3 separate regions of the Mus musculus genome follow, and all the other regions are linked to region 3. Evidence: chromatin loops called from intact Hi-C (ENCODE). Cell type or tissue: heart. All regions are shown on one strand.

Region 1 (8,000 bases), 240 kb after region 3:
GCCTGACTTTATGAAGTTTATCCTAGTATGACTTTAGCCTGGTCCATCTCCAGCTATTTTGCAGGGTCAGTGGGTAGTAGGTTGCCCCCTGGCTCTGCCCTTGACCACCCAGTGACCTTAGTTCCAGGAAGAGGCGGACTCAGTCAGCCAGACCCTGGCAAAGCTCAGCTCCAACCTGGATACCAAGTACGGCTTTGGCACTGGGGACTCCTCCGGCTCCCCCACAGAGCTCCTGCTACAGCTGGAGGTGAGAGTCCCACTGGGCCATCTTCATCCTGTCCCTGGGTTGGAGCTTTCTCTCTAGAAAAGAGGTCCCCAGGAGAAGGGGCTGCGCCAGCAGGAACCCTGACCCTCCTGCACTCCGGTATGCTACCCATAATGTGACCAGAGAAGCCTGGCCCAGCTCTGAGGTCCCCACAGCTTCCTCCCACAAGGCCCCATGTGGCTCTTTCTAGCCAGCATCCGTACCCTCCATCCATCCACAGACAGTCTGACTTAGCTTCTCCCCTGATGAAGCCCACACTCCTCTTGGGAGATGGAAGGGAGGCAGGTGGCTTCTACTGTAGCCTGGCCTGAGCTCCTGTTGCCTGGGTCCCCAACAGGCAGAGGAGAAGCAGCTGGCCATAGCAGAGAGGGCTGTTGGAGATCTGCAGCAGCGAAGCCAGGAGGTGGCCCCACTGCCACAGCGCAGGAACCCATCCAAGCAGCCCCTGCACGTGGACAGCATCTGTGACTGGGACTCGGGAGAAGTATGAGCCCTACCTGCCTTCCTCGCCCGACCCAGCCTCTGTCCCCTACCTCTCCACACTGCTTCAGTCCCTAACCCACCCCACCCTGTCCCTCCCTCTTCTCACTCCTTCCCTAACCCAGCCCCACCCCTCTCAAACCTGTCCCACCTCTGACCTGTCCTTGTCCTTACCCCAGCCCCTCCCACCTCTTCTCCGGCCTTGTTCCAGCTGCTGTCTCACCTACCCATCTTGACCCTAGCCACCTCTCCAGTCCCCAACCCTCGATCCCACTGGAGTTCCTCTCCGTCCTCAGGTTCAGCTGCTTCGGGGAGAGCGGTACACACTCAAGGATAATGCTGACCCATACACGTGGCTGGTTCAGGGCCCTGGAGGAGAGACCAAAAGTGCCCCAGCTGCCTGCCTCTGCATCCCAGCACCAGACCCTGAAGCTGTGGCCAAAGCCTCTAGGTAGCTCACCCCAGGATGCCCACACGCACCAGGGCCAATGCTTTTTCCTCTGCAGCAGTGGGTACTAGGGCCAGATAGGCAGACAGACAGACAGACAGACAGACACCTTCCTCTCATCCTCTCCAGGCTGGCCACGGAGCTGCAGACCCTGAAGCAGAAGCTGTCTACAGAGAAGAACCGCCTGAAGGCTGCTGCTGTGGAACACTTACAGCCTGGCCAGCAGGGTACCAGAGGATGGTCAGGGAGGGCCAATGGGTGGGCGTGCTGGGTAGGAGGTACTCCATCTAGACTCTTCTTCCCTCAGTCAGGCCCTGCCCACCCTCCAGGTCCCGCAGGCACCCAGGGAGGGCCCATCTCAGGCAGACATAAGACCTCACTAGCACTTCTGTCCCCAGCTCCGGCAGGCTCAGCCCCCGCTGACCCACAAGGTCAGACGCTCCTGTCACAGATGACCCAGCTGGATGGGGATCTGGGGCAGATAGAGAGGCAGGTGCTGAGCTGGGCCCGGAGCCCACTGAGCCAGTCTTCTTCACTGAAGGACCTCGAGGGCCGCATCCACAGCTGTGAGGTAAGTGGGTGGCCTTGAGAGCTTCAGGACAGGAAAGGGCCCTGCCCTGAGCGTGCACACACTCCTGGGGCCATGGACTCAGAAAACAGGGCTCCCATCCTGGTTCTTCCACGGACAGGATCTGTCACCGTGGTCAAGTCAGTATTCTGACTTTAGTTTGCTTACCTCTGGGGTGGTGCCCGCATCCTTTGGGCATCCCAGAGGTGAAAGTGTGACAAAGCCTGGCCCAGAGTAGGGACCCCTGACACATGGATGTTTTTTCTAGTGAGAGTCATGGGAACAGCAAGGGAGCTGTGGCTGTCCCATAGGGGGAGAGTTCTAAGCAGGGAAAACCTACCTGGAGGGATGAAAACACTGAGTCAGCCAGTGATGACCATGTGTCTCTGACACATGAACCCTGCAGCCTGGAGGTACCCGAGCATTCTGGTTAGCCTTCCAAACCGGTTTCTGTTCAAATAGAGCATACCATTAGTGTTTGGATTTTTAAAAATGTGAACCATGTTCATTTACATTGTTGTCTAACCTGTTCTGGTCTGTCTGCCATGCAGTAAGATCAGGGTAGCATGGGGGGAGGGTGCAGCAGCCCAGCCTGTCCTGGGGGTGGGGGGGCTTCCCAAGGGAGGGGGATGGAAAGCCAGGGGCTGCATGAGGATGCTCAGGTGGCGTAGGGGGAGGAATCTGGATGCTCGCTCATTGGAAGGTCTCACAGATGGGACACTGGTACAGGATGCCAGAGGCTGGTGGCTGACCCTGCCACACCAAAATAGGTGAACTAATTGTGATGAGAGACAGAAGGTGGCTGCCCTGAGTGAACTATGAGCCAGGGTTCTGCCTGCTTAGCCCAAAGTAACAGCAAGGTACCGGGCTGACAGTGACCAGGACACTGACTGACAGTAGCAACGCCAGGCCACGGTGTGCCTGGTTCTTGTTGCTAAGGATCTAATATACAGAATCTCAATTCACCTCCCAATCCATCATTCTGCGGATGAAGAGGCCAAGGGTGTGGGTGTGGGCTGAGAAAGGTTGTTCTGCCCTCAGCTATCTCCATGGGGACAAGAAGAGGCAGGCCTGGCCCCACACTTGGACCACGCCTTCAGAGGCATAGGGTTAGGTGACCCAGAAATCCCTGACGGTGTCCTCTGCCTGCTCCACCCCTGACCCAGGGCACAGCACAGCGCCTTCAGAGTCTGGGAGCGGAGAAGGAGGCAGCCCAGCAGGAGTGTGAGGCGTTTCTGTCTACCAAGCCTACGGGCTCCGCTGCCCTGCAACTGCCCGTGGTCCTCAACAGTGTGAAGAACAGATACAATGATGTGCAGAGCCTGTGCCACCTCTATGGGGAGAAGTGAGTGCCAGGGAGAGCCCGTCTAGAGGGCACTGGAGTGTGTGACTGAGCTGATTGACCGTTGCTTCCTCACCGCAGAGCCAAGGCTGCTCTGGGCCTGGAGAAGCAGATCCAGGAGGCAGACAGGGTCATCCAAGGCTTTGAAGCCGCCCTGGCACTTGAGGGCCCCGTCCCCGAAGGCTCTGGGGCACTGCAGGAGAGGGTCAGCGAGCTGCAGGTAGGGTTCCTGAGAGAAGGAGAAGACAGGAGTGGTCTGTGTCTCCCAAGGAGCCTAGGGCACGCTCCATTCCGGCTCCCTTTTCCACAGCGCCAGCGCAAAGAACTCCTTCAGCAGCAGGCCTGTGTGCTGGGGCTGCACCGCCAGCTGAAGGCCACTGAGCATGCGTGCAGTGCGCTGCAGAACAATTTCCAAGAGTTCTGCCAAGACCTGCCGCGCCAGCAGCGCCAGGTTCGTGCCCTCACTGACCGTTACCACGCTGTGGGGGACCAGCTGGATTTGAGGTAAGTAGAAGGAAGGGGTGCCCGGGCACCGCTGCCAATGAGCTAGTGACTTAACTCCTCTGGGGCTCTTTCCTTGCTTCTAATGGGGATAACTATACTTAATTCCCTCTCTTATGAGTGCCAGGCAGGCTGGGCAGTGGTGGCACACGCCTTTAATCCCAGCACTTGGGAGGCAGAGGCAGGAAGATTTCTGAGTTTGAGGCCAGCCTGGTCTACAGAGTGAGTTCCAGGACAGCCAGGGCTACACGGAGAAACCCTGCCTCGAAAAACCAAAAAGAAAAAAGAAATGAATGCCAGGCAGGCACCGTTCATTGTGTCTGAGACACAATCTCTGTTAGCTGCAAGGCTCGGGCCTTCAGGTCTGTCTCGGGATGGAGGCCAGCTTCTCACACCTGTATGGGACCTTGTCCCCTGGCAGGGAGAAGATAGTACAGGATGCCAGCCTCACCTACCAGCAGCTCAGGAACAGCAGGGACAACCTGAGCTCTTGGCTGGAGCAGCTGCCCCACCACCGGGTGCAGCCCAGCGACGGGCCAAGCCAGATTTCCTACAAGCTGCAAGCACAGAAGGTGAGGCGCTGGGGCTGTAGGGGTGAACATTACCTGTGACAGGGCCTGGCCTCGAGCTGGGGTCTCCAGATACCTGTTTCTTCAAAGCCACCTCCTTAGCAGGGGCAGCTGCTTGTATTCATGAGGCCAAGGATTAAAAGCAAGAGACGCCATAGGTCAGATCAGGAAGTGGTGGTGGGGTGGCCCTTACCCCTCCACAGCATTGTCAACACTGCCTTCCCAGTGGGATGCTCTTCATCCTTGGTAAGGCTGAAGGGGAGAAACCAGGAGTGGGGGGTACAGACCTACACCCTCAGGCATGCCACCTGTTGGAGAAGTCCATCCCGTGGCTTTTAGAGACAGGCAAGCCACCAGCTTGATATGAGCGCCCCCTGGTGGACACATGTGAGGGCAAGTGACCTGAGAAAAAAACCCTGAGGAAAAAAGTCAGGTAGAGCCAGGCAGTGGCTCTAATCCCAGCACTTGGGAGGCAGAGGCAGGTGGATTTCTGAGTTTGAGACCAGCCTGTTCTACAGAGTGAGTTCCAGGACAGCCAGAGCTACACTAAGAAACCCTGTCTCAACCCCCCCCCAAAAAAAAGTCAGGTAGATGAGAAATGTCTCTTCCTAGATGAGAAATGTCTTTTCCAAGGACTCTGGTCCCTGGGAGGTAGACAGACCCTGCAGGTTCTTCTAAGCACAGGATGGAATCCAGACTTGACATTACAGTATTGGGAGCCCCGCTGGAAAAGGGTCACCCTCAGACTGAAAGTTGTCTATGGAGGCCTCAGAATCAGCCAGGACAGAAGTTCAAGGGGGCGGGGGCAGGGCCCTTCCCAGAAAAATGAAGCTGGACTTCTCAGAGCATTTGGTACCTTTTTTCTGTTGTGTTCTCTCCTCTCTCTCTCTCTCTCTCTCTCTCTCTGATACAGGTTTCTGTATAGCCCTGGCTATCCTAGAATTCACTCTGTAGACCAGGCTGACCTCAAACTCATACAGATCTGTCTGTCTGTCTTTCTTTCTTTCTTTCTTTCTTTCTTCCTCCTCCTCTTCCTCCTCTTCCTCTTCTTCCTCCTCCTCCTCCCCCTCCTCTTCCTTTTAGATTCTAAGTAAATTACAATGCATACCCAGGGTTCAGAATGATTGGATAAGCAGTAGTTTCCAGAGGCTGGTCCCTGGAAGCTTGAGTGGTGCCCCAGGGCTTCAGGGTCTCACTGGACAGTTGAATCCAGCAGATCTGTGGCCTAATGACACCAGAGCTACAATGTAAGAGCCACTGGGACAAGACAGAACTCTAGGGCCATCAGACAAGAATGTCAGAGAAGGGAGGCATCCCTGAGTCCCTGTTGCTTATGTGTGCTGGCTGATTGTGGTGCTGGGGACACCGGCTGGTGGGAAAAGAGCTTTCCCCAGCCCCTGTGACTCTTGCTTCCTCCTTGGCAGAGACTGATACAAGAAATCCTGGGGCGCGAGCAGGACCAGGCCACCGTGTCCCGCCTCACCCGGGACCTGCAGGAGGCCCTCCAGGTGAGCACTTGTACTTCAGCTTCTCCCTGTTTTCCCACCAGCCTCCCCTCCCTCTTCCAGCCCCTGGTCCCCCAGGTCCAGTCTCTGCAAGTGGCTTTCCCTCCTGTTCAGGACTATGAGCTGCAAGCAGATACCTACCGCTGCTCCTTAGAGCCCGCCTTGGCAGTGTCCGCCCCGAAGAGACTCAGAGTGATTTCCTTGCAGGAGAGCATCCAGGCTCAGGTGAGGCTGGTCCTGGCAGGGTTGAGCATCTCCTGGCACCAGCCCTGCAGCCCCTCAGGCCGGAGCTGACTCTGCTGTCCCTCTCCCCACTTTGTTCCCAGGAGAAGAACCTTGCGAAGGCTTACACTGAGGTTGCCGCAGCTGAGCAGCAGCAGCTGCGCCAGCTGGAGTTTGCTAAAAAGATGCTCAGGAAGGTAAAAAGATGGCGCCCACCCTGGGACGACAGCAGACAGCCCGGTCCGGGGTGGTGCCCACCCTGGGACGACAGTGGACAGCCTGGTCCGGGGTGGACCCGGATGTCACCTTTCTCCCCTGCAGCCTTAGCCTCTGGACAGGCCTGGGCATGGAGATTTCTCTAGAAGTTCATGCAGGCTGTGCCTACTCCAGGCAGGCTCTGGGGGTGCCCTCCAGTCTTCCCTTAGCCATAAGCAGTCCTCCAGTGGGGACAAGAGAGCTTTAGAGAGCCAAGAAATGCTCCATAGTCCTCAGCCTTAAGACCAGTTACGTTGAGCCAGGCAGTGGTGGCGCACACCTTTAATCCCAGCCCTCGGGAGGAAGAGGCAGGCAGATTTCTGAGTTCAAGGCCAACCTGGTCTACAGAGTGAGTTCCAGGACAGCCAGGGCTACACAGAGAAACCTTGTCTCGAAAAACCAAGGGGGAAAAAAAAAAAAAAAAGACCAGTCACATAGGAAATAGGCCATCTAGGGCTCCGTTGTGGGTTGAGCAGAAGCCAGGAACTCTGGTGCCTGTGGCTGGCCAGGTTTTCTTATCCTGAGCCATTTTTTCAGTGTCTACTGGAGAAGGTTAGCAGCCCCTCCCCCAGGGGGCGGGGCTGGGGGACCCAGACCCTGCTTTGTATCCTAATAGCATCTCAGTGAGCTCCTCCGAATCCTCTGTTCAAGTCTTCCAAATCTTCAGTTCCGTTGCCCAGGATCTACCGGGAAGTCCAAGACAGCAGGCTGGGATCTCTGACCTCAGGGGTGGGGTGCAGAAAAATAGGGCTCCAGTCTTTTCTCTGCTCACCCCAGGACTGTCTCTCTCTTTCCCGGTCACCTACAGAAGGAACTTGATGAGGACATCCAAGCCATCCACAGCGCGAGACAGGGATCTGGGAGTCCGGCACACGCAAGGACGGCGGAGTCAGAGGTCCTGAAGACCCAGCTTGAGGAAGAGAGGAAGCGGGTGGCTGAGGTGCAGCGTGACCTGGAGGAGCAGAGGCAGCGGCTGCTGCAGCTGAGGACCCAGCAGCCTGTGGCGCGGCTGGAGGAGAAGGAAGTGGTGGAATTCTACCGGGACCCCCAGCTGGAGAGTAACCTGTCTCAGGCAGCATCCCGGGTGGAGGAAGAGGGCAAGAGGCGGGCCCGCCTGCAGGCCGAGCTGGAGGCGGTGGCCCAGAAGGTTGTCCACTTGGAGGGCAAGAGGAAGACCATGCAACCTCACCTGCTGACCAAAGAGGTCACCCAAATCGAGAGGGACCCTGGCCTGGACAGCCAGGTTACCCAGCTCCACAGTGAGATGCAACGGTTGCGCGGGGAGAACGGCGTCCTCACAGCCAGGCTGGAAGAGCTGAAGGACGAGCTGCTAGCCCTGGAGCAGAAGGAGATGAACGTGAAGGAGAAGGTCGTGGTGAAGGAGGTGGTGAAGGTGGAGAAGGATCTAGAAATGGTTAAGGCGGCCCAGACTCTGAGGCTCCAGATCGAGGAAGATGCTGCACGGAGGAAGGGGGCGAAGGAGACCGTTGCCAAGATACAGGCTCGCATCAAAGACCTGGAGCAGGCGATCAGCTCAGTGGAGCCCAAGGTCATTGTGAAGGAGGTGAAGAAGGTAGAGCAGGACCCGGGCCTTCTCAAGGAGGCTTCCAGGCTGAGAAGCCTCCTGGAGGAGGAGAAGAACAACAACGTCGCGTTGGCCAGGGAACTGCAGGAGCTGCAGGAGAAATACAGGGTGGTGGAAAAGCAGAAGCCCAAGGTGCAGCTGCAGGAGCGAGTCAGCGAGATCTTCCAGGTGCTCCCGGAGACAGAGCAGGAGATCCGGAGGCTCCGGGCCCAGCTGCAGGAGACAGGCAGCAAGAAGAGCGGCGTGGAGCAGGAGGTAGA
Region 2 (8,000 bases), 320 kb after region 3:
CTCCACCTCGGAACAGCTCTCATCCTCTCCCACAGACCCTCCTCCCAGAGTCCATGATGCAGAGTCTGCTGCCAGGCTCAGGATACCAGAAGCAGCTCCTGGCCGCCCAGGGGCAGCTGCAGAGTAGCACTGCCCAGCTTCAGGTTGAGCTGCTGCAGAGCCAGACCAAGCTGTCAGAGCTGGAGGCCCAGGTGAGAGCTGCAGGGCAGCCAGGACCACTTTCTTCCTCGTGGAAAGTGATCAGAAGCATCACCGGGAGGGGAGGCAGCAGGGACTGGATGCACGGCCTGGAGTCTGGCTGCCGAAGCACCCAGTATCATTGGTTCATCCATGCCTAGGTGCGCAAGTTGGAGCTGGAGCGGGCCCAGCACAGGATGCTGCTGGAGAGTTTGCAGCAGCGACACCAGGCAGACCTGGAGCTCATCGAGGATGCACATAGGTACCCGCTGGCTCCAGCCTTGGCGGGAATCTCCTCCCGGGACCCAGGAGCACGCCACTGTGCTCAGTGCGCCCCTCTTGGTGGGTGTTCTGTTGACAGAAGCCGTATCAAGGTGCTAGAAACATCCTACCAGCAGCGGGAGGAGCAGCTGCGCAGAGAGAAGGAGGTGCTATCAGCTCAGCATGCGTCATATTGCCGAGAAGCTGAGCAGGCCAGGGCTGAGCTCGTAGCCCAGCACCAGCGGCAGATGGCCATGGCTGAACAGGAGAGGGACCAGGAGGTTGCCCGGCTCCGGGAGCTTCAGCAGTAAGGGCTGGAGGCGGGGGATTGGAGTCGGGAGTGGCTTTGGAAGGACTGGCCAGATGACAGGAAGGGGCCTGGGGTGTAGGCTTGTGAGGGCTGGTTGGCAGACAGTAGTGCCCGTGAGACCACTGTGTGGCTCTGCAGCCTGTGTACAGACTCACCCTTCCCTTCAGCCCGGTGAGATAAAGGCTCAAGGCTGAGCACAGCAGTCCACTGCCCCTTATGGGTGGGGTTCTCCCCACTCCTCTGGGAAGTCAAGCATTGAGCCTTTCTGAATGAGAAGGAAACTAAGACACCCAAGGGCTCCACAGGACAGCACAGCCCATGGGCCAGCACACAGGGTTAAGCACACAGCTTCCTCCTGCGCTGGGAAAGTTGTCTTTTGCTGAGCGGTAGGGTATCTGTGGCATGGAAGCAGCAATAGATGAGAGAGAAGAGTGAGGGAAACTGAGGCAGTGAGGCTATGCCTGAAGGAGGAAGAGGAGACAGTGCTCAGAGGTGTTCCTTTCTTGCTCGCTGGTATCATCTGTCAGATGGTCCCCTCACACTGACCCTTGGCCTTCCTTGCCTCTGCACCATTTCCCCAGGGCATCCATCCTGGAGATGCGCAAGGATCATGAGCACCAGCTGCAGCGGCTGAAGATGCTGAAGGACCAGGAGATTGATGCTGTCACCAGCGCTACCTCCCATACTCGGTATGTGTGCTGCCTGGCGCTGCTTCCCAAGGGTGTCCTGGCTGTCCCTGGGATGAGATGCCCTGACGATCCTCCAGGTCCCTGAATGGCATCATCGAGCAGATGGAGAAGTTTTCCAGCAGCTTGAACACGCTGTCCTCCCGCGTGGAGGCCTCGCACCTTACCACCTCACAGCAACGAGAGCTGGGGATTCGGCAGCAAGATGAGCAATTGCGAGGTAGCCCTCTCTCTCTAACTGGGACCCGTGTGTTGGGAAAGAGGGCAGACAGTGACCACCCCACGTGTTGCCTCCAGCTCTGCAGGAGCGGCTGGGCCGACAGCAGCGAGACATGGAGGAAGAGCGGAACAGGCTACAGGAGGTCATCGGGAAGATGGAAGTACGCCTGAGTGAGCAGAGCCGGCTCCTGGAACAGGTGAGTCTGTCCTAATGTCTATACTTCAGGGCCACCTTGGATGAGCTCAGCCACTCTGCATTTGATCATAGCCAATGGGCCAAGCCCGTGGCCAGCTGTTCTCTGACATCCACTTAAGCACGCAGCGACCTATAGGCCTATTCTTCCTGTCTCTTCCTGCTTCTGTTTTCACTTAACACCAGATGTCAGCTACCTGCCCCAGGGCCATCCTACAGACCCACCCACCAACACTATACTTCCCCTTCCTCAGACCTGACATGAGCTGAAATCTGTGGCTCTGAGATGGACACACTTGCCTACTAAATGTCATTTAGCCCCCATGTGCAAGGATGTTTGACCTCCCTGCAGGTCACTCATAGATGAATTAGGCGTTAGTCTTTTTTTGTTTTGTTTTTATGTGTATGGGTTGCTTTGCCTTCAGAGGCCAGAAAGGGGCATCATATCCTCTGCAGCTAGAGTGACAAATGGTTGTGAGTCACTCTGGGGTGCTGGGAATGGAACCCCGCTCCCCTGAAGAGTTGGAGCTTTTAACTCCAGCCCTGAGGCTCAGTGTTTAAAGAAGACTAAACTTTTCTGAACTTCTGCCCTCGTGCTTACGGAAACTGGCTTCCGCACTTGAGGCTGCTAGGTGATGGGCCAGCCTGGAGCTTTGGGGCAGGGCACTCCTGAACCTTCTCCAAAGTACAGTTTGACCTGAGTACTGGAGCCTCCTGATTCAGAATTGCAGGACTGGACCTGGACAGTACTCCCCAGTGCCTGTCACTTCCCCAGTGCCTGTCACTCCACATTATTTTGGAAATGAGTTTATGACAGCATGAGGGAACAGCCCGGCCTGTTCCCAGAGTGGGGAGTCCGCCCTCAGCCCGGTGCTGGCCTTGCAGGAACGTTGGCGGGTGGCCGCCGAGAAGACTAAGGCAGAGTCAGCCCAGCGCACTCTGGAGGAGCAAAGGAAGATCATGGTCCAGCAGATTGCCATGGAGAGGGAGGAGCTGGAGAGAGCCAAGGTGAGACCAGACCCACCCCCGGCTGCTGAGCCCACCGATCCTGCCCAAGGACACTCACACTGCCCTCGCTGCCCCCACACAGAGCGCCTTGCTGGAGGAGCAGAAGTCAGTCATGAATAAGTGTGGGGAGGAGCGGCGGCGCCTGGCAGCAGAGTGGGCTGAGTATTTCACACAGCAGAAGCTGAGTAAGGAACGGGCGGAGCGTGAGGCTGAGAGGGCGATGCATGCAGACTCCCAGCGGGAGGGCACCATCATCAGCCTGACCAAGGTAGGGCCCAGAGCCCAGGACCGAGCATGCCAGGGTGCCCTGGACTCCCTCCGTCCTGGGAACAAGAGCATAGCTAGGGCACAGCACGAGTCCAGGAACTGGAACCGTGGCCAGCAGCCAGGTTCCTTGCCTTTTCGGAGGCTCTGTGTGCATAGTTCTCTTATTTGCTAACTGGTTCTTTCAGCCTGTTGATTCAGATATTTAAATGAGGAAACTGGTATTCAGGGAAGTTGGACATGACAATTTGTGTGGCTTTGCAGGAGCCTCCAAGCTTGGCCCCAGGCTTCTCTGGTCCATGTCAGAAGTCCCTTGCTCTACTGTCCACTGCTAGAGGTGGGGGAGGGGGACAGGTACCCCAGTGGCTACATAGACTTGGAGTAGCTCTGGATCAGCGACTACAGCAATGACTGCATTCATTCTGCAGGAGCAGGCGGAGCTGACAGTTAGGGCCTGTGAGCTCCGGGCCAAGGAGGAGAAGCTGCTTGCTGAGAGGGAGGCTTTGGAGAGAGAGCGCCAAGAGCTCCGGCTGGAGAAGGACAGGTTACACAAAGCCAGCCTGCGCCTGCAGGCCCGTGCACAGGAGGTGGAACACATGAGTAAGGTGTGCCTCAGCAGGGCTGCTGTGCAAGCCACTGTTGGCTTCCAGCCGGCCCTGACCCAGTGGCCTCCCTGCAGGTAGCCTCCAAGAAATACGAGGAGGGGGAGCAGGCCTTGCAGGAGGCGCAGCAGATGCAGAATGAGCAGCAGGGCCGGCTGCAGGTGGTCCAGCGGCAGCAGGAGTGGCTGCGGCAGCAGGAGCAACGTGTGCACCAGGCAAGGTTCCAGTCCCCGCCCTGCCCCTCAGGCCACCTTCCTCTGCCCCCACTGAGTCCCTCTCCTTGGTGTTGGCACAGGAGCACCTGAGCCTGGCACAGCAGAGGCTGCAGCTGGACCGCGTGCGGCAGGAAGTGCCTGCTAGCCTTCCGGGGCTGCCCCCCAGGGTTCAGGGCCCGGCAGCCTCCAGCCGGGATGGTGAGTGACTCAGTGACTCCAGGAGGACGGGACACAGCCTGGAGCAGGAAGCAGCAGGACCTATTCCACCTGCTCAATTTAGAGGCTGTGGGAAGCTACTGGTTTGGGGTTTTGTTTGAAAATAGGATCTTGCTTTATTGCACAGTCTGGGTTCACACTCAGATCCCCCTGCTTCAGCATCCCACATGCTAGACTGCAGGTGTGTCAGCTGTTGAGCCATCTCTCTACCCCTACCTCCTTTTTCAGGGGAGTTTTTTGTTTGTTTGAGACAGGGACTCACTATGTAGTCCTGGCTGGCCTGGAACTCTCTGTGTAGACCAGGTTGGCCTTGAAGTCACAGAGATTCTCCTGCCTCTGCCTCTTCCTGAGTGCGAGGACTAATGAATGAGTCACCATTTCTTTCTGTTGTTTGTTTTTGTTTCTTTGGCATCTTAGCTTGAAAACCAGGCAGGCCTTGAACTCAAGAGGCCTGTTGCCTCTGCCACCCTGTGCTGGGATTACAGGTGTGCTCTGCCACCACAGGCTCCAAGTCTCCTCTCTTCCTTTCACTTTTGGGTGGGTTATGCACCCATGCATACATGGAGCCCACAGGAGGCTCCTGGGTGTCCTGCTCTAGCACAGTCTATCTTGTCCTTTTGAAAAAATGCTGCGTATGGGTTCTGTGCCCACAGAGGCTGAGGAGGATGTCAGCACCCTGGCCCTGCCATTACAGATGCTGGTATTCTCCTGGGTACATGCTGGGAAAGGAACCTGGCTTCTCTGGAAGAGTCCCCAGGGCACTGGGCCTGGTTCTTCCTTCGGGCAGTGTGGGTGCAGGTACTAATGGAAAAAGCCAGGCCCCCTAGTTTCCCCCTGAACATTGGCTCCTGCCTTTCTCCTCAGCTGTCCAGGCCCCCGCTTCCAGCAGTCCTCAGTGTAGCCAGCCAGCTGCTGCCCAGGTGCCCACACACCTTCTTGCCAAGCTGCTGCTGCTAAAGCATACAGCAGAAGAGGTAAGCATCCCCTGGGCCGGGTCTCGCCTCCATTCACAGCAAGCAGACTCCCTCCAAGGCTGCAGGAGCACACACACTTGCTCATAAAGGGAAAGAAGAACATGGATAGCCAGGATTGGGGGTACGGTAAATGGCAGGATACTTGTCTAGCTTGTACAGGGCTCTGATCCCTAGTGTTATCCCTGTTGAAAATTAACTTTGAAATTGGACATGGTGGCACCTGCCTTTAATCCCAGCTCTCAGGAGGCAAAGGCAGATAGATCTCTGTGAGTTTGAGGCCAGCCTGGTCTACATAGCAAGTTCCAGGCCAGCCAGGAAACGGAATCAGGAACCCAGTGAAATGGGCCAGGAAAAAAAAAAGCAGAGGAGGTAAACTCCGTACACTGCTTGTCCGACCTGTGTAGGCACGAGGGGCTGCAGTACCCTTTAGCTGCAGATAACCTGGGACACCAGTGAGGAGCCAAGGAGCCTGTCCCACAGGCTGGGCTCAACACTGAAGATCGTGTGTGTCATAAACGTCCTCGCACAGGCCTGCGTGAGGACAGTCGTGCTTGATCTAGTGCCACCGAGCTGGGCCCTCAGCAGTTTCTCTTCCCTTTTGTTTTTCCTTTGCTTCTTTGATTGAGATGGGATTTTCACTCTGTAGCCCAGGCTAGCCTTGGAATCCTCCTTACAAGCCCTGGGATGACAGGTGTGAACCAGCACACACAGACAGGAGATTTTCTTATCTCCAGTTCACACTTGAAGACACTGGGGCCCAGAGACATGAGGTCACTACTGATAGATCCCAAGGTTCTCAAGTCCTTTTGAGACTGAGACCATGGCCTGTCTCACTCCATGCCTCAGCTCCCACATACCCGTCCTGCTCCCCAGTGGAGGGGCTCCCAAGTACAGGCTGGCTCCTCCAATATCAGGAGTCCCGTCAGTGCACAGAAGTGTGAGCACTTGTCTGAATCTGCCTCACAGGACCACGACTTCTTGGAGAATGAACAGTTCTTCCTGGAGACTCTGAAGAAAGCACCCTATAATATGGCGTACCATTCTGCCTGAAAATGCCCCGTGCTTCCTCAGCGGGCATCTGGCCTGGAGTGCTCGCCCACTGCTGACCAGCTCCAATCTGTGAGAAAGGCTCCCAGCAAAGTACTGCACTGCTTGCCCAGAGCCTGATTACAACTTCTTGTATGGACAGGGTATCTGTGTGTTCTTCCCAGGCGCTCTGACCTGCAGCTTAGAGGCAGCAGGTGCCTCCCCAGGGAGCAGTGACAGTAAGACCATCTTAGCACCCATCATAGTAAGACCCCCGCTCATCACTGCCTTCCACGGCAGTCACTGGGGTCTTTATGCCTGGGCTACTTTAGAGGCAGGAACCTATTTCAGGACAGTAGGGTCATACACCATGAACAGCCTTTGCTTTCAATGAGAGGTCCTTCAAATGGGAATAGGGAGAAGAGCCTTCTAGCTGAGAGTGGGAGGCCTGGCCAGGGACAAGGATGGCACTGCTGAGGCACACCATGCCCAGATGGATTGATTCTGGGGCTTGAATATGTCCGGGCTTCACCCAGCCCTTCATCTCACCCTCGGGTAGCTCACACACAGCTCCATTACTCCCCAGTGACTCAGCATTACTCCCCAGTGACTCAGCATTACTCCCCAGTGACCAGCATTACTCCCCAGTGACCAGCTAACTCAGCAGCAGCACTGGTTTCTCCCGCCCCCTCCAGGTTCCCTCCAGAGGTGGGGTGGGGAGCTGTAGGAGTAGAGGGGTGTGTGGAGAAGCAGAGGAGGAAGGGAGATTGTGAGAGCTAGAGACTGCCTGAAGACTAGGAAGGAGCCCTGGGGCCAGGCTGCTGCTCCTCCCGTATGAAAAGTGCCAAGACCCTCTAGTAGGGTATCAGGAGACGGCCTCGGAAGGGAAATGATCCAGCAGACCCAGCACACAGAGAATCTGCTGTTCCTACACAGCAGCTTCCATTCAGGAGCACTTCCTCCCTTCCCAGCTGAGAGGGTGTGTCCACAGAAGCAGGGGGGAAGAGGAGGGGCACACCAGAGGGTCAGAGGGTAGGGCACCGCTGCTCTGCCCCTCAGAACCTCTCCTGGAGACACCTGAAACCTTGCTATCCGACCCATTAAACTGTTGTATTGTTTCGACTTCTGTTTTGGATTTGCATCAAACCTGGGGCTGTACCGGTGGAGGTAAATGTCTTTCCCTGAGTTGCCCCTGCCTCCATTCTGCTATGTTCCTATGTCAGTGCCCCCTGTAATGTGTCCTTAATGATTAGAAAACGATTGTCCTGGCCAGATGTGGTGGCTCTCATGTGTAATCTCGCACTCAGGAGTCTGAGGGAATGAGATTGCCAGAGTTCAAGACAAGTTTGAGCTACAGGAAGTTCCAAACCATCAACCTGGACTGCGGAATGAGAGGTGGCGCTCACCTTTAAACCCAGCACTTGGGAGGCAGAGGCAGGTGGATCTCTGAGTTTGAGGCCAGCCTGGTCAACACAGTGAGTTCTAGGACAGCCAGGGCTATGTAGAGAAAGCTTGCCTCAAAACAAAACAGAATACAATGTTTGCTTACTGCTCCTGTTATTTGCTGGAAAACAAACCACAGAACAGGCAGCCACCTCTGGAGAAAGCTGACCTATTGAAGTGGCCATCTTACACCCTTTTCTCTGGCACCTTCGGGACACCTGGAGAAGTTAATTTTCCATTCCTGTCTCAAGGGTGGAAAGAGAGCTTCAGGGATTGCAAAAACCCTGCACGGAGTGACAAGTAGCAGGGCCAGGGTTTGAGTTGTGCCCAGGCCAAGTCGCAGGCTCAACCACATCTCCTTGATGCCCCACAGGGGAGAATGTGATATACAAGGCAGGCATGGTAC
Region 3 (8,000 bases):
TAAGTTCTAAGGCAGTAGTTCTCAACCTTCCTAACTGTGACCCTGTAACACAGTTCTTCATGTGATGACCCCCAATGAATAATTAAATTATTTCGTTGCTACTTCGTGACTAATTTTGCTACTGTTATGAATCTGTAAATATCTGATATGTGAACCCAAAAGGGTAACAACCTACAGCTTGAGAGCTGCCGTTCTAAGGTCATTGGTCAGATGCTCAGAGGATTAGGAAGTTGGCCTTTTGGCCTGCTGTTGCCAGGTAATGGAAATACAGTAGTGGAAATTCCCTTTAAAAACTGAGGGGGGGGGGTCGGAGGGGAAACCAGGAAAGGGGATAACATTTCAAATGTAAAGAAAATATCTAAACAAAACAAAACAAACAAACCTGTCCATTGGGCAGGAGAGATGGCTCAGTGGTTAAAAGCACTGACCGCTCTTCCAGAGGTCCTGAGTTCAATTCCCAGCAACCATGTAGTGGCTCACAACCATCTGTAATGGGATCTGATGCCCTCTTCTGATGGGTCTGAAGACCGCTACAGTCTTATGTAAATAAAATAAAAATTTTAAATCGTTAAAAAGCCGGGCAGTGGTGGCACATGCCTTTAATCCCAGCATTTGGGAGGCAGAGGCAGGCGTTTTTCTGAGTTCGAGGCCAGCCTGGTCTACAGAGTGAGTTTCAGGACAGCTAGGGCTACACAGAGAAACCCTATCTTTAAAAAAAAAAAAAAAAAAAAAAAACCCTGTGCCCATTCAGACTAAACTACAACTCTTAACTCTATAGTCATGGATCCTTTTAGTGTTTTCCTCAGCTGCTGAGACCTTCAGAGTCCTTAACAGAGATAAATGGGCTTAGGGAAGCCTTCCCCACCTCTTGAGTAAACAAAATTATGTAGAGACTGCCTCTTAAGAGGCACCAGTGACCTACTCACAGCCCCACTGGCCCAGGCACATCATCCCTTAGACTTGCCTGCAGGTCGCCATGACGCCCCGTGAATCGTTGTCCCTGGTGGCCTACAAGAACTAATGGATCTGGCTTTCTGTGTTGAGGAGTTGAAGTGGGGTGGACCCACAGGAGCCGTCGTAGTTTCTCCTCCTAACTCACGTGTTCCTAATGCAAACGCTCTGACCCTGACTAATCATCCCTTTCGTTAAGCGCGTTACTGAAAAACTGGTGGCACCTTGGGGTGTGGTCAAAGCCTCTTTTTTAGTCCCAATAAGGGCTAGCCCAAGCGAATGTTCTTAGAATCTCTAGCGTCCCGCGCCTCAACAACCCTGCTGCAAACCGTGCGCCCTCGTTCCAAACGTCCACCGGCCAAGAGCCGGGCTGGCTAGGAGAGCGGAGCCCAGGGCTGGCTAGGAGAGCGGAGCCCAGGGCTCCAGCTAGGAAGCCACAAACCCACAAACAGGGCCACCTGCTGAGACCCCTGCTGGCCCCATAAGCCTTCTGGGAACGAGGAGGCGCTTGGTCTCCCTTCTTCCCTGATTCTGTGCCTCCCCAAAGGGCACACGATGCCGCCCTCATTGGTGGCCAACAGGGTCTCCCTCCGGGAGCTAGCCGACCTGGCAATTGGCACTCCAGAGGTGGGCGCGGTGAACTTTACGGCCTTGCACACACTGATAGTGTCCATTCTCAAGAGCCTCAACCTCCAAGAAGTTCTTATCGACTTCCACTACCCATCGACTGAGACTGGCCGCGGAACTGAGTCTCTGCATGGCACTCACAGCGCCCCGCATTTGCCAACCAGCAAAGAGAAGCATCAGAGTCTACCTAGGCTGTCACAGACTCCACAAGAGCTAGAAAACCAGGTGAAGGACTTGGGTAACCAGGTACTGGACCTCACCAAACAGTTTAAAACTATGGACAACAAAGTACAGGGCATGGCCACACAAATAGACCAGATCTCAGTCCCTGAACTCCAGCAGGAAGAGGAGATAGCTCTGGTGACCCAACAGGTATCCCTAACAAAGTTCTCCAAGATCTATGAATCTGAGGAGATGATGGAGAAGCCTGAGCCCACAGTCAAGATGCCCACCGAGATGGTACAACTAAAGCCCTCAAGGACTCCCAGCCTGACCAAGGTGGGTACATTAACCCTAAAAATCCTCTGCTCCTCTGGGCTACCCTTCAGGCCCTAAGCTACCCCCAATACAAGGGGTACCAGGTCTGGCTTCACAGGACTCCTCTACCTTGCAGCCCACGAGTGTGCTCCAAGACCTCATAGAAGATGTGAAAATTCTGAAGCAGGCTTCTGAGCTGCAGGTTAGGACACCCTAGGGACCACAGCTCATGAGTGGGTTGATGCTTTGCCTCTACTTTCTCTCCTTGGTTTTGTGTGTGTGTGTGTGTTTGTATGTGTGTTTGAGCACCCACATGCATGCAGTGCCTGAAGACTCCAGCAGAAGGCATCAGATCCCAGGAACTGGAGTTAGTTGTAAGGCGCTCTGTAGGTGCAGGATAACATACCGGTACCCTTCACAAGAGCAGCCAGTGCTCTTACCTGCTGAGCCATCTCACCAGCCTCATTCCATTTCCTAAAGCCATTAATAACTCATCAAGATACCTAGAATACCTAAATTGATTTAGAAGGTAGCTGAGACATTGCAGGATATTCTTAAAGTGAGTTTCCTTAAAAATTGAGACTATCCCGGTATGGTGGTTCCTTTAGTCCCAACACTTGGGAGGCAGAGGCAGGAGGATCTCTGTGAGTTTGAGGTCAACCTGGCCTACATAGCCAGTTCTTGGCTAACCAGTGCTACACAGTGAGACCTTGTCTCAAAGCAAGCAAGCAAAGTACACAGTTTCTGTTCTATTCCTGTGAGGAGACACCATGACCAAGACTTGCTTACAGTTTCAAAGGTTTGGTCTATCATCTTGGCCAAAAGCATGGCGGCACACGGGTAGACACGATGCAGGAGAAATAGCAGAGAGCTCTGTAACCAGATCAGCAGGCAGTAGGAGAGAGACCCTGGGCCTGGCTTGCCCCTCAGTGACACATTTCCTCCGAGACCATGCCTCCCAATCATTACAAATAGCACCACTCCCTAAACATTTAAATATAAGAGCAGCCTACAGGGGCTATTCTTTTTTTTTGGGGGGGGGGTTTGAGACAGGGTCTCTCTGTGTAGCCCTGGCTGTCCTGGAATTCACTCTGTAGACCTGGCTGGCCTTGAACTCAGAAATCCATCTGCCTCTGCCTCCTGAGTGCTGGGATTAAAGGTGTGCGCCACCAGTGCTCGGCTACAGGGGCCATTCTTATTCACACCACCACACTAAGTAAAGTAATAGAGAGCGCGCAAGGAATGGTAGTTTACTGCCTGTAATTCCAGCAGCACTTGGGAGGCAGAAATGAAGAATCCTGCAAGCCCCGGGCCAACTAAGTCAGCTGCAAGTTTTGAGCCAGTCTGGCAACTGGAGAAGTGGTAGGTCTTTGCTCAGCCTGCAGGGGGCAGCAGAGGACTGAGGAAAACACCCCATGGATACACAGAAGAGGGCGGGAGGTGGAGAAGGAAGGGAGGTGGGGGTGGGGCAGAAACTCAGGGTTGACCAGCTCTCAGCTGGAGAAATCTCCACACCCCAGAAGCTCAGTGTGTTTATTGCTTACAGTTGAGCAGGGAGGTAGGGCTACTGCACACAGATGTACAAGGAGACAGGTTTAGGTCATCTCTGTAGGGGAGCAGCCTCCAGTCTATAAATATTTAGGGATGAGATGTGGCTGTTTTCTGCACACACACTGTTAACATCTACACAGAGACCAGAAAAAAGGCTTTGCCATGAGCCATGATTCACCACCACCACCACCCTGAGCCTTATGGGTACGTGTGTGTGTGTGTGTGTGTGTGTGTGTGTGTGTGTGTGTGTGTGGTGGTGGTGGTGGTGGGAGGGTTGGGTGTTTACTATTCCCCCATGGCTCTGAGGATGTGGGATCCCCTACTCAGCTGTACCCGTGTCAACAGTACACATTCACAAAAGATTTCACTCAGAGCTTCCTCCACCCCCTGCAAGGGAGAGTAGAGGAATCAGGGAGCGCACATGTATATTGCTGACCCAAGGGTCAGTCCTCATGAGGGCGGTAAGGATGGAAAGTCGGATAGCAGTGCCTCATCAAGGTCACAGACACAAGCTGCAACAAGCTGGGGACACTTTAACCTTGCCTTGGGTTTTCCTGAGGGAGAAGTCCCAAAGGGTTCTTCATGTAGTGTCCTGTGAGCACGAGGAGACAGAAAGCAAAGCCAGATTCTCACACAGATCAGGCCAAGGGGTTACAGGTAGCCTTTAGAGGAAAGAGGAGCCACCAGAAAGAAAGGATGGAGAGAGGCCCAAGAGAGAAAAGGACACAAGACAGGCCAAAGGAGGCCCAGCCCTGGGAGATCTCTGGCTTTTAACCCAGCCTGAGCCTCACACAGGCCTGGGGAACTGTCACATCTCTGGTCTTGGCTCTGGGAAGTGGACCCCACTTTCTCTGTGGTTGTTGCTGTCCTTTCCTTTGTTCAGTTTTTTTAAAGCAGGGTCTCCTCGTAGCCCAGCTGGCCTTGAGCTTAACTGTGTAGTCAAGGCTGGCCTCTGACCGCTTGGTCCTTCTAGTCACCTCTCAAGGGCGGTGGTAATCAGCATGCGTGCAGCACCATGTCTGGTCTTTTCCAAACTTTAGTGTTTGAAAGATCAGTTTAGAATCTGTTTAGATCCCGGAGGTCAGCACAAGTTATAAAGAATAGTTGAGGGGGGCTAGTGAGATGGCTCAGCGGTTAAGAGCACTGACTGCTCTTCTGGAGGTCATGAGTTCAAATCCCAGCAACCACAGGGTGGCTCACAACCATCAGTTGAAGTCCCAATCACTTGCCGGGGCCCTCGCTTTTGGAGAGACAAGGCGGACTTCAAGCTGTCGAGCTGGAAGCTTTAGATAATGAGTAGCAAGCAAAGAAGCCAAGGTCAACTCTGACTGGTCACTGTTTTCACTACTTCCTTCCTTCCTTCCTTCCTACTGACCAGGAAAAGAACTGGGAACCTGGCCGGGTGGTGGTGGCGCACACCTTTAATCCCAGCACTTGGGAGGCAGAGGCAGGTGGATTTCTGAGTTCAAGGCCAGCCTGGTCTACAGAGTGAGTTCCAGGACAGCCAGAGCTACACAGAGAAACAAACCCTGTCTTGAAAAACCAAAAAAAAAAAAAAATAATAATAATAATAATAAATAAATAATAATAATAATAACTGGGAACCTGGCTTTCTATGTCACCTAAAACTAGGTGGAAACTAGGAACCAGAGACTGTACCTTCACTAAGACCCATAGGCTTCTCATTTCCTTTTCTCCTTTACACCAAGGCTGTGTGTGTGTGTGTGTGTGTGTGTGTGTGTGTGTGTGTGCACACAGGAGGGCTGAGGCAATGGTCCATTTCTAAACTCTGTTTCCAGGAACTCCTTCAACGTTTTAATGAACTGGAGAAACTAGTTAAAAGCCGAGAAGAATACCTGGTAATATGAGCAAGCTCTGGGGGAAGGGTCCTGAGGGATAGGTAGAGGACTTCCCTTCAGCCTGGCTTCTCTTTAGGCCTGGTCCCAACTCCCATCCCTGAATATCTGTGTCCTTTGTGGGTAGGGGACATATGCACTCTGCCACTAAGCGGCACTACTTCTGGGTAGAAGTGCAAGTCCTTGCCATCTTTGCTCAGGGCTCTATCCAGAATCCATGTGAGCTAAAGCACCCATCAGCCAATTCTGTGCCTCTGGCTGGTCACTGAAAGCCAGTGACTCTTCCTGAGGCTGTGGCTGTTGGTAGCACCCAATCAATCCTGTTGGTCCCAAACTGCGGGGAACGGATGTGCATGCATGCTTACACATACATGTGTGTACATTCCTACTTACATGTCTCTGTGTGTGCATTCACACTTACACCACGTGTGTCTGTACACTCGTGCTTATACACGTGTCTGTCTGTATCATGATATGTTATTCACAGGATCTATTAAGTCGGAGGCTGAATCTTCTTGCTCCGGGTGGTGAAGAAATCACCATGGTCACCTGGGAAGAGCTAGAACAAGTGATTGGTGACGGCTGGAGGGCCTCCAAAGGGGTAAAGCAAATGGGCAGCAGCACTGGGTGGTATTCCAGAGAACATCTCTCATACATTCCACTGTCTCATATTCTGCTGTTTGGACCTTCACTACTTACTTTGTAGATATTTAAAACATTTTTCCAGGATGACATTGGCACGAGTAACCCAGATAAATTCCCAGGTTTGGAATGACAACTTTACGCTTTGTCTACCTGTTGCTACTGTGCGGACCCAGCTTAGAGTCCAAATAGAAGCTTGGAGGAAAAAAGAGAGAGAAATCCAGGGCAGGCGTGACGAGAGCACAGCAGGAAGAGCTATGTGTAGTCCGTGTAAAACCTGTCATAGGCTGGGCAGTGGTGGCGCATGCCTTTAATCCTAGCACTTGGGAGGCAGAGGCAGGCGGATTTCTGAGTTCGAGGCCAGCCTGGTCTACAAAGTGAGTTCCAGGACAGCCAGGGATACACAGAGAAACCAAACCAAAAACAAACAAACAAACAAACAAAAAAAAAACTGTCATAGAGGGGTAGGCAGTAATCCATGTTCTGGGGTGGGGGGGGGGAGAAGGAAGGAAGATCTGGGGGGGGGGTGTTGGCCATCCACCCATGCTGAGTATGTGAACTCACAGTTCCGTGAGAAACCCTGCCTCAAACAGACCAAGAAGGAAGACTGAGAAAGCCACACCATGATGACCTCTTCTGGCCTCCACAAGTATACACACACACACACACACACAGAGGAAATAGCCAGTAAATGATTTTGCCCCTCATAATCTTAAGGCACCCAAATTCCAAATCTCCACAAGTACCTTGACGTCAAAACCGGAGGAAAACCTTGCCAAGCCTGTGGGCAGGGTGTCAGTCTGCCTAGACTGCAGGATGTCCCTGCTGTACGGGAACAGCTAAACTGCAGGTCAAGAGCTATGGTTTATGAAAAATTAATTCCCATGTCAACTGCTTCAAAATCTTGAGCAAAACTTTGTGCTATATATATTCGAGACTTGTTAGAGGCACTGGATTCTTTAAATTATTAGGTTGGGGTTACAACTTATACTTCCATTATACTTAAATTTACTCTGTGTGCCTATATATGGCTGTGTGCATTCCAGGATGCCTATGTGGAGGTCAGAGAACAATCCTAGAGGTGGTTCCCTCCTTCTACCACGTGGGTGCCAGGGCTTGCACTGCGGTGAGGCTTGGTGGCAGATGTTTTTACAAACCAAGCCACCTCAGGCACTCCCTCAATGAGAAAACTCCACGTTACATTTCCCCCCCTAGAACCCAGCTGTGTTCACCCATTAGTAAATAACAGTGACCCCACCCCAGGGACTCTCTGTTTCCCCACCACTTCTGTAGCTGCTGTGTCCGTTTTTTCTAGGATTTCATCGAATGTGCCTGTACTCCCTGTAAGGAGTCAGCAGCCCCAGAAACCTCTACATCACTATGCTAACCCCACCCCCCATTCTGACCTTTCAATGACAAAAGGAACTTTGTAGGTCTGATGAAGTCCAGGATCTTGAGGGAGAGTCCCCTGGATCTTGCAGAAAAGACTTCATCACAAAAGGCCTCTGTAAGAGGCAGCGGGACAGAGAACAGCTATATGGAAGGACATAGTACGTATGGAAGGAAGGTTGTAAGTTCAAGGCTGACCTTGGGGGTTGTCATAAAAAGCAAGTTCAGGGGTTGTGGCTGTAGCTTAGTTGGTAGAATGCTTGCTGCTCATGCACAAAGGGCTGAGATCAGCCCCCCAGCACAGATGAAGTGGGCATGGGGTGATTGCTGTAATCTCAGCACTCCAGAGACGGAGGCAGGAGGATCAGAAGTTTGTTATTGTCAGCTACATAGGGAATTCAAGTCTCTGTCTTAAAGCAAACAACAACAACAACAACAAAATCTAGCAGGCTGGTAATCCCAACTATTGAAGCAGAAAGACCAACAGCTGAAGGCTTGCCTAGGCTA

The links. Hi-C counts contacts between places; a loop is a spot of excess contacts. Peaks named below come from ENCODE experiments on the same cell type or tissue, not always from the same donor. Only the 100,000 strongest peaks of a DNase experiment are listed, where the experiment ranks them.
Region 1: a loop joins it to region 3, with 7 times the contacts of the local background. A loop is called at or near these places in 34 of 42 quality-filtered maps.
Region 2: a loop joins it to region 3, with 3 times the contacts of the local background. A loop is called at or near these places in 9 of 42 quality-filtered maps.

Annotation. Positions count from the first base shown.
Region 1 is chr11:116,223,165-116,231,164 of GRCm38, reverse strand. It overlaps Evpl (envoplakin), which reads left to right. Exons shown (of 22, transcript NM_025276.3): 10 at 122-247; 11 at 603-749; 12 at 1,042-1,196; 13 at 1,323-1,420; 14 at 1,592-1,764; 15 at 2,928-3,106; 16 at 3,185-3,323; 17 at 3,414-3,607; 18 at 4,026-4,176; 19 at 5,598-5,681; 20 at 5,793-5,903; 21 at 6,005-6,097; 22 at 6,964-8,000. It overlaps Gm33250 (a long non-coding RNA gene), which reads right to left and starts at 5,904. Exons shown (of 8, transcript XR_389161.4): 1 at 5,820-5,904; 2 at 4,210-4,284; 3 at 3,180-3,332; 4 at 2,102-2,211. In heart, a CTCF peak has its summit at 4,542 (motif pointing left); DNase peaks (open chromatin) are centred at 4,494 and 7,192; H3K4me3 peaks cover 225 bases; H3K27ac peaks cover 772 bases; H3K27me3 peaks cover 5,785 bases.
Region 2 is chr11:116,141,558-116,149,557 of GRCm38, reverse strand. Fbf1 (Fas (TNFRSF6) binding factor 1) reads left to right here. Exons shown (of 31, transcript NM_172571.3): 19 at 36-191; 20 at 339-439; 21 at 539-745; 22 at 1,330-1,437; 23 at 1,515-1,654; 24 at 1,732-1,850; 25 at 2,732-2,854; 26 at 2,937-3,122; 27 at 3,547-3,723; 28 at 3,798-3,935; 29 at 4,016-4,133; 30 at 5,016-5,125; 31 at 6,092-7,273. The coding sequence ends at 6,175. Among named protein-coding and RNA genes, the nearest start is that of Mrpl38, 6.7 kb to the right of the region's middle. In heart, no CTCF peak of the experiment used is centred here; a DNase peak (open chromatin) is centred at 3,067; H3K27ac peaks cover 2,019 bases.
Region 3 is chr11:116,459,528-116,467,527 of GRCm38, reverse strand. It overlaps a transcript of Qrich2 not described here. Among named protein-coding and RNA genes, the nearest start is that of Qrich2, 9.2 kb to the right of the region's middle. In heart, a CTCF peak has its summit at 3,426 (motif pointing right); a DNase peak (open chromatin) is centred at 3,437; H3K27ac peaks cover 1,005 bases.